Linked DNA regions of Homo sapiens: region 2 is linked to region 1. The links are chromatin loops, found by intact Hi-C in ENCODE. Cell type or tissue: gastrocnemius medialis. All regions are shown on one strand. Each heading gives the region's core, and the rest is flanking DNA. Links, peaks and the distances in the headings are about the cores only.

Region 1 (4,385 bases), core at 151-4,150:
GGGTTGGCTGGACACAGTGGCTCACACCTGTAATCCCAGCACTCTGGAAGGCCAAGATGGGAGGATCACTTGAGACCAGGAGTTCAGGACCAGCCTAGGCAACACAGACCTCCATCTCGAAGGGCCAAGGTGCTAAGATTTGCCAACATGGAGACAGGAGGGAACCTCACTCCAAGAGGGACACACATAGAAGATAGTCACAAGCTTAGGGGGTATAAGCTGGCCACAGAGGCTCATGCCTATAATCCCAGTATTTTGGGAGACCGAGGCAGGAGGATCACTTGGGTCCAGGAGTTCCAGAACAGACGGCAACACAGTGAGACCCCATCTCTGTTAAAAATAAAAATAAATAATAATAAATGGGACAAAGAGCCAGAAGAGGACCAGATGGCCAATACAGCTGGGAAGACAGGCCAGAGCCAGAATGAGTTAAGTGAAGGAAAATGAAACTTCACTTAGGATTCAAACCAGGAAAATGCTGCATCACCCAGACTTTGCAAAAGCTCCCAGAAGTTGTGAAACTCAGAGGGAAATTTTCTGGCTTACCCTTTTCTTGAATATAGCTAAGAACAGGAAACTGGAAAAACCACCGTCATCTTCAAACACTCCTTCGGAGACACCCCAGTCTCCACCACTCCCTCTCCCCCGACCCCAGAGCCTTCCATCTCAAGGAGTGTCCTGCCTCACCCATCTCCCTGCCCTATGACAAACTGAAATCCTCACTCCCCATCCTGGCCAGCCGGCATCACAACACAGATGGCCCAGGGGCAGGCAGGGTTGAAAGGAGTGACCATGACTTGGTGGTCAAGGGCACAGGCTCTGGGGCAGCAGATCTGGGCTCGAGTCCCTGTCCTACTACTTCCAGGCTGTGTGGCCTGGGGGAAGCCACCCAATCTCTCTGGCTTTCAGTTCCCGTGTGTCAAATTAAAAGAATAACACCCATCTCTCATGGCTATTGCACACAATGTTGGGAAGATAGAATACTCGTTAGGGGTTGAGTTTGCTGCAGTTACTTCTACCATAGTATTATCACTACTATGGCTATTGTCATCATCACTGTTGGAGTAAACAGCTCATAAAGCCACGTGCCAAAATGCTGAAGCCCCCTTAGTAGACTGACTAATCCTCCAGCCTCCAAGATTAGCCAAAGTCATCTGGCACAGCCTGTTGGAAAAGACTCCTCTCTGGCCCACCCCAGGGTGTTTATGGGGCAAGATGGAGCATGGGGTACCGGCCAGGCCCTGGAGACAGACTGCCTGGGTTTCAGTCTAGTCCTGTCATTTACTAGCTGGGTGACTTCACCTCTCTCTGCCTCCTTTCCCCACCCATAAGGTAGAAACAATCACAGTCCCTGCTTCACAGGGAACTTGTCACCATTAAGTCATTATTAGCACTTCAAAGGCATTAACAACAGTCCCTGGCACTTAGGAAGTGCCAAAGAAGCCTTAACGATCCGCCTTTTCTCTGTTGAGTTTTTTCTTTTTTGAGACAGAGTTTTGCTCTTGCTGCCCAGGCTGGAGTGCAGTAGTGCAATCTCGGCTCACTGCAATGTCTGCCTCCCAGGTTCAAGCAATTCTCCTGCCTCAGCCTCCCGAGTAGCTGGGATCACAGGCATGTGCCATCACCACGCCTGATTGATTTTATATTTTAGTAGAGACGGGATTTCACCATTTTGGCCAGGCTGGTCTCGAACTCCTGATCTCAGGTGATCCGCCCACCTCAGCCTCCCAAAGTGCTGGGATAACAGGCGTAAGCCACCGCGTCTGGCCTCTGTTGAGTTCTAAGTGTCTCTTTCTCTCCTACCTGTCATTTCCCCCCAAAGCAAGACCATGTCCATTTAATTCTCCTGATGCATATAGGACATGCTTATTAAACACTCATTCAACAAATAAAAGGTGGCCAGGTGTGGCGGCTCACGCCTGTAATCCCAGCACCTTGGGAGGCTGAGGCGGGCAGATCACCTGAGGTTGGGAGTTCCAGACCAGCTTTACCAACATGGAGAAACCCCGTCTGTAATAAAAATTCAAAATTAGCCAGAGATGGTGGCGCATGCCTGTAATCCCAGCTACTCAGGAAGCTGAGGAAGGAGAATCGTTTGAACCCAGGAGGCAGAGGTTGCTGTGAGCCGAGACCCCACCATTGCACTCCAGCCTGCGCAACAAGACCAAAACTCAGTCTCAAAACAAAAAAAAACAAAAAAAACAAAAAAAACCACCACAAAACATAAATAAAAGGTGATTAAATCTATCTGAAGAGCAATCCAGAAAGCAGGCAGAGAAAAGCCTAACCACGCATACCCCATTTTCACCCAACAATCCTACTTTAGGGACAGGAGTCTAAAGGAAATAACTCCAGCAAGAAAAGGAACAACGTGTACAAGCTGGGCCATTTCACAACAGCAAAAAACCAGGAGAACTCCCAAGCACCTAAGAGCCAAGCAAACTGGGGCAGATGATCCGATTAAAAAATGACCCTGCTGTCACAAAACGAACTGTGCAACCTCCTGCACCCCAGGAGAGGCCACCCCTAAAGGTAGCAGGTAGCACTAGCCATGGGGCTTACATTCTTGGGCGAGGATTTTTAAACCATGTGTAAAAGCAGAACGAGAAATACAGCAGGCAACATCTCTGACTGCCGAAGAGCTGTGCTTAAGAGTGAGGGGGAGGCTGGGCATGGTGGCTCACACCTGTCATCCCAGTACTTTGGGAAGCCAAGGCTGGGGGGGATCACTTGAGGTCAGGCATTCAAGACCAACCTGGCCAACATGGTGAAACCCTGTCTCTATTAAAAATACAAAAATTAGCTGGGCATGGTGGCAAACAACTTGTAATCCCAGTGACTTGGAGGCTGAGATGGGAGGATCACTTGAACCCAGGAGACGGAGGCTACAGTGAGCCGAGATCATGCCACCGCAGTCCAGCCTGGGCGACAGAGTGAGACTCTGTATCATAAAAAGAAAAACAGAAAGAAACTAGAAGCTATTATTATACTGCATTGATTCTAAGACTCTGTTTCTTCCTATTTTGCTATCTTTGATATTTGTCTGTGTCTCTCGATTAGCCCATCCTGTAAACACTGCTGGCTACATTTTTATATCCTAACATCTCTGAAACTGGGAAGTATGTCATAAATACTGGCCTCTAGGATTCCATGAAACGCAGCATGTCCATATCAACAGCCTGGTCTCTCTAACTGAATGATTAAGGGATGGTGAGAGGCTTTTTTCTAAGTTTCCAGAATTAAGAAGGAAAAGTTAAAAAATTCCCTTACTTCTTAGCCACGCCAACTCAAGGAGACAGGCAGTCACCACACCCCCCACTCCCCACTCCCACTCTGTAACCGCTCAATTAACTTTAATGGGGGTCTGAGCATCATTGTCAAGCTACCTGACCAGGCCAGCTCAGGCAAACCCACCAGCAGCCTGATCTCTGATAATCTCAAGCTGCCTTCTTGTCTCCACAAGGCCCATGCCCAGGCCAGGTTTGTTTTTGCCAAACCGAGGCAGACAGGAGAAAATAAATAATAAAATCTCCCACTTGCCAAAGCACAGCCCTTTCCAAAGCATGTGGTCACCAAGAGGCCCTGATTCCTGCCAGGTCCCAGGAATACTCTCTGCAAGGTACAGTGTTCTTTTAGAAGCACTCACATAGGATTTGCCTGGCAAGAGGGCTATCATTTCAACCACTTCAGCTTCAGGGTCAATAAGCTGTGTCCTCACCAGTCTCTATAAGGGACATATCTTGAATTCATATGCACATTCTTTTTTTTGAGACAGGGTCTCACTCTGTCACCCAAGCTGGAATACGGTGGTGCAATCGTGGCTCACCGCAGCCTCAACCTCCCAGGCCCAGGTGATCATCCCACCTCTGCCTCCTGAGTAGCTGTGACCATGGCCATGCACCATCATACCGGGCTAATTTTTTTTTTTTTTTAATTTTGTGTAGAGACTGGGTCTCGCTATGTTGCCCAGGCTGGTTTCAAACTCCTGGGCTCAAGCCATTCTCCAGCCTTGGCCTCCCAAAGTGCTGGGATTATAGGCATGAGTCACCACGCCCAGCTCACATGAACATTTTAAACTGCATCACACGATTGCTGGAGATCTGATAGTATCTTGAGAATGGACCTTGAAAACCAACAAGCAGGCTACACCATTGCTGATAGTCACCCAGGAGAAAACACAATCACGATGGACATATTGCAGCATTACCCTAACATGGCTTGTATATAACTCCTGGCAGCAGGTGGATTGCGTCCATGCCAGGGTTTCTCAACTGCAGTACTACTGACATTTGGGACCAGAGGATTTTTCATTATGGAGCCCATCCTGTATTGTAGGATATTTAGCACACCCCCTGGCCTCTACCCACTAGACTCTAGGCGTGCGC
Region 2 (4,385 bases), core at 225-4,224, 84 kb before region 1:
ACAAGACCTTTCAAAATGCCATCAAGGCCAGGTGCAGTGGCTCATACCTACAATCCCAGCACTTTGGGAGACAGAGGCAGGCGGACTGCTCGAGCTCAGGAGTTTGAAAACATCCTGGGCAACAAAGTGAGACCCTGTCTCTGCAAAATTACAGAAATTAGCTGGGCATGGTGGTGCATGCTTGTAGTCCCAGCTGCCTGGGAGGCTGAGGTTGGAGGATTACTTGAGCCTGGGAGGCAGAGGTTGCAGTGAGCCAAGATCATGTCACTGCACTCCAGCTTGGGCGGCAGTGTGAGACCCCATCTCAAAAAAAAAAAAAAAAAAAGAAAAAAAGAAAAAAAAAGCCATTTTGTATGTATTTATGTATGACTCTTACTATCACTTGTATAAAAGTAAAGTAAACAGAATCAAGTAACCATAACTACATGTATGACATGTATCCACCATTACAGTGATACAGACGTGGACTCTGGAAAAACACACAAGAAACATGGAGAGAGGGAAGCAAGGTGACTGGTGTTAGGAGGAAGGGCTTGGGCCTTTCACTATTGACTGTGGTTCTCAACTGGGAGAATTCTGTCCCCCAAGGGGACACTTCGCAATGCCTGGAGCCATTTTCTATTGTCACCACTGGGAAGAAGAGGGAGAGGTACGACTTAGCATCTGGCAGGTAGAGGCCACAGATGCTGGGAAACATCCTGCAATGTGCAGTCCAGGCCCTACAACACAGGGACAAAGGATGACCTGTTGGCGAATGTCAGCAGGCTGAGGTGGCCACGTGCGAAGTCCGGCTGTATGAATACCATCTGGTGCAGCTTTAATTATGTTTCACCATATGCAAATACATTACTTCCTACTTTATAAAGTAAGACCCACCGGGCATGGCGGCTCACACCTGTAATCCCAGCACTTTAGGAGGCCGAGGTGGGTGGACCACTAGAGGCCAGGAGTTTGAGACCAGCCTGGCCAACACGGCTAAACCCCATCTCTACTAAAAATACAAAAAATTGGCTTGGCATGGTGGCGTGCGCCTGTACTCCCAGCTACTCGGACGCTGAGGCAGGAGAATTGCTTGAACCCTGGTGAAACCCCGTCTCTACTAAAAATACAAAACTTAGCTGGGCATGGTAGTAGGCGCCTGTAATCCCAGCTACTCAGGAGGCTGAGGCAGGAGAATCGCTTGAACCCAAGAGGCAGAGATTGCAGTGAGCTGAGATCGTGCCAATGCACTCCAGCCTGGCGAGAGAGCAAGACTCCTTCTCAAAAAAAAAGGAGAGTCCAGGCGCGGTGGCTCACGCTTGTAATCCCAGCACGTTGGGAGATCAAGGCAGGTAGATCACTTGAGGTCAGGAGTTCGAGACCAGCCTGGCGAACATGACAAAAACCCATCTCTACTAAAAATATTAAAATTAACAAGGCATGGTAGTGCATGTTTGTAATCCCAGCTAGTCGGGGGACTGAGGCAGGAGAATTGCTTGAACTGGGAGATGGAGGTTGCAGTGAGCTGAGATGGCACCACTGCACTTCAGCCTGGGTGACAGAGTGAGACTCAGTCCCAAAAAAAACAAAAAAAGAGAGAGTTCATCAACGCACCCCGGTAAAGTCAAGGTATTGGAGTGTAAGAAGAATGCAATGTACAAGGCAGAATGCAGGGGCATTGGAGCTGGAAGTGATCTTAGGGAACATGGAGTTACAGAAGGGCAACAAGATGTCATTTCTTGCTCAACTCTAGGCCACTGGCACCAGTCACCTGGAGGGCTGCTTGAACATAACTCAGTGGGAAAGAACCCCATGAGTGACTGTGGGTGTCTGCTGTGGGCATGAGGAAGGAGGACAGGGCCCAGTATTTGACATGCTTGGAATCTAACCCCTTCATTTTCCATGTGACAAAATCTAGAGCCAGCGAGGTGAGATGACCAGCTTTGGGGTCACACTGTGAGCTGGCAGTAGAATGTGGCAGGTGTCCTGATTCTCAGAAGAACATTCCAGTCCTCTAAGCCAGGGGCTGGCCAACAAGGATGGCTCAGGTCCACATTTGGCCCACACCTGTTTACATACGGCCCATGAGCTCAGCATTGATTTCATTTTTTTTATTTTTTTTGAGACAGAGTCTTGTTCTGTTGCCCAGGCTTAGAGTGCAGTGGCGTGACCTCAGCTCGCTGCGATCTCCGCCTCCCGGGTTCAAACGATTCCCGTACCTCAGCCTCCCAAAAAGCTTGGATGACCAGCATGCTCCACCACACCTGGCTAATTTTTTTTTGTGGGGGGCTGGGAGGGGGTGGGGGGGCAGCAGCAGGAAAGGGTCTCACTCTGTTGCCCAGCCAGGAGTGTGTGGCATGATCTTGGCTCACTGCAACTTCTGCCTCCTGGGTTGAAGCGATCCTCCTGCCTCAGCCTCCCGAGTAGCTATGACCACAGGTGCGCACCACCACTTCCAGCTAATTTTTGTATTTTTAGTATAGACGGGGTTTCACCACGTTGGCTAGGCTGGTCTCAATCTGCTAGCCTCAAGCAACCCGCCCGCCTCGGCCTCCCAAAGTGCTGAGATTACAGGCATGAGCCCCTGCGCCCAGCCAGATTTCATATTTTTTAAAAGTTAAAAAAATCAAAACAATATTACATGACACATGCAAATTCTATAAAATTCAAATTTTGGTGTCTCTAAATACTTTTTTACAGGAACACAGCCACACCCATCGATTTCCATATTATCTAAGGCTGTTTTTGCACTACGCTGGAAGAGACTGGTATTTGTGACAGAGACTGTATGGCCCGGAATTCCGAAAGTATTTACAGAAAAAGTTTCTTTACTCCTACTTTCTGCCAGTCTCTCTCGAAATTTAATGTGCATACACACCACCTAGAGAACTAGTTACAACTCAGATTCCGTTTCAGTGGATCTGGGCTGAGGCCTGAAATTCTGCACCGTTAACAAGCACCAGGTGATGCCATGGCTGCTGGTCCACGGACCAGACTTTAGGCAGTGAGGATCCACTCCGGTGTCTCTACATGTCAACCTGAACCAGAAGCAGCAGCACCTAGGGATATGTTAGGAAAGCAAATACTCAGGCCCCAACCAGACCTACTAAAACTGAAAATTTGGGTGGGGCCCAGAAAGCTGAGTTTTATAGTAACAAGCTAACAGCCAGCACTGTGGCTCATGCCTGTAATCCCAGCACTTTCGGAGGCCAAGGCGGGTAGATCTCCTGAGGTCAGGAGTTCGAGACCAGCCTGGCCAACATGGTGAAACACCATCTCTACACTAAAGATATTTTAAAAATTAGCTGAGCATGGTTGCTGCATGCCTGTAATCCCAGCTACTCAGAGGCTGAGGTGGAAGAATCGCTTGAACCCGGGAGGCAGAGATTGCAGTGAGCCAAGATAGTGCCATAGCAATCCAACCTGGGTGACAGACTGGGACTTCATCTCAATAAATGAATAAATAATAAAATATAATAACAAGCTCTCCAGGTGATTCTGATGCAGGCTTGAATTTGAACACCATCTCTCCTGCAGTTCCAGACCCTGAGAGAAGTAAGGCAAGACTAAGAAAATTCAGTGGGAGCATGAACACGCTTTCGCAAATGCTGAAACAGCTGGAGCTTCCTTAGACATTCCACCTGAAACTCAACAAAGATGAAGCAGATGGTAGTTTAACAGAAAAGTTCATATTCATAAACATGTTTAACTCTGCTTCACAGAAACTTGCCAGAAAAACATATAATTTGCCAACCTGACCAAGAAGGAATAGTTGTAATGAGCACAACATTACAAAAAGAATGACACAGTTAATAAAAAGACAGAAAGAAAAAACAAACATGGGGCATGATCTGAAGTCATCCTTCACCATTAACTGTTTTTAACTGTGCTTAAAAAGGGAATTTCCAAAGTCCATCTCTGTATGGTCTCCTGATTTGCGGCCAACTTTGCAAATTGTAAGTTGCACTGTTGTCTTTAAACTTTTCAAAGCCAGCTAGGCAGGGATAGACCCATTACCATACCCCAGGACAGGTACCAGAACTTTCAGTGTAGCATGGATCATAACAGCAAAAAAAACAGGGAACAACCTGTTTTTGCAAGGAATGGGAGAAAGGGTAATTCCAGCAGGGCGCATCTGCACGTCAGACAAGCATCCATCATGAACACAAATGAAACAAGCTGGGAGTGGTAGCAGTGCACCTGGAGTCCCAGCTACTTAGGAAACTAAAGCAGGAGGATTGCTTGGGCCCAGGAGTTCAAGGCTGCAGTGAGCTATGATCGCACCACAGTACTCCAGCCTGGGGGACAGAGCGAGACCCCATTTCAAAACAAAACCCCCCAAAAAACTAAAATGAAGTAGACCAGAATGAACGAACCAAGACTATATATTGTTAACCAAAGAAAAG

The links. Hi-C counts contacts between places; a loop is a spot of excess contacts. Peaks named below come from ENCODE experiments on the same cell type or tissue, not always from the same donor. Only the 100,000 strongest peaks of a DNase experiment are listed, where the experiment ranks them.
Region 2: a loop joins it to region 1, with 1.9 times the contacts of the local background. A loop is called at or near these places in 2 of 110 quality-filtered maps.

The regions. Positions count from the first base shown.
Region 1 is chr16:15,973,368-15,977,752 of GRCh38, reverse strand. The region is part of intron 1 of ABCC1 (ATP binding cassette subfamily C member 1 (ABCC1 blood group)); the gene reads right to left. Among named protein-coding and RNA genes, the nearest start is that of ABCC1, 26 kb to the right of the region's middle. In gastrocnemius medialis, for the core only: no CTCF peak of the experiment used is centred there; DNase peaks (open chromatin) are centred at 2,412 and 3,512; H3K27ac peaks cover 4,000 bases.
Region 2 is chr16:16,057,713-16,062,097 of GRCh38, reverse strand. All of the region lies in intron 12 of ABCC1 (ATP binding cassette subfamily C member 1 (ABCC1 blood group)), which reads right to left. Among named protein-coding and RNA genes, the nearest start is that of ABCC1, 110 kb to the right of the region's middle. In gastrocnemius medialis, for the core only: no CTCF peak of the experiment used is centred there; a DNase peak (open chromatin) is centred at 1,887; H3K27ac peaks cover 4,000 bases.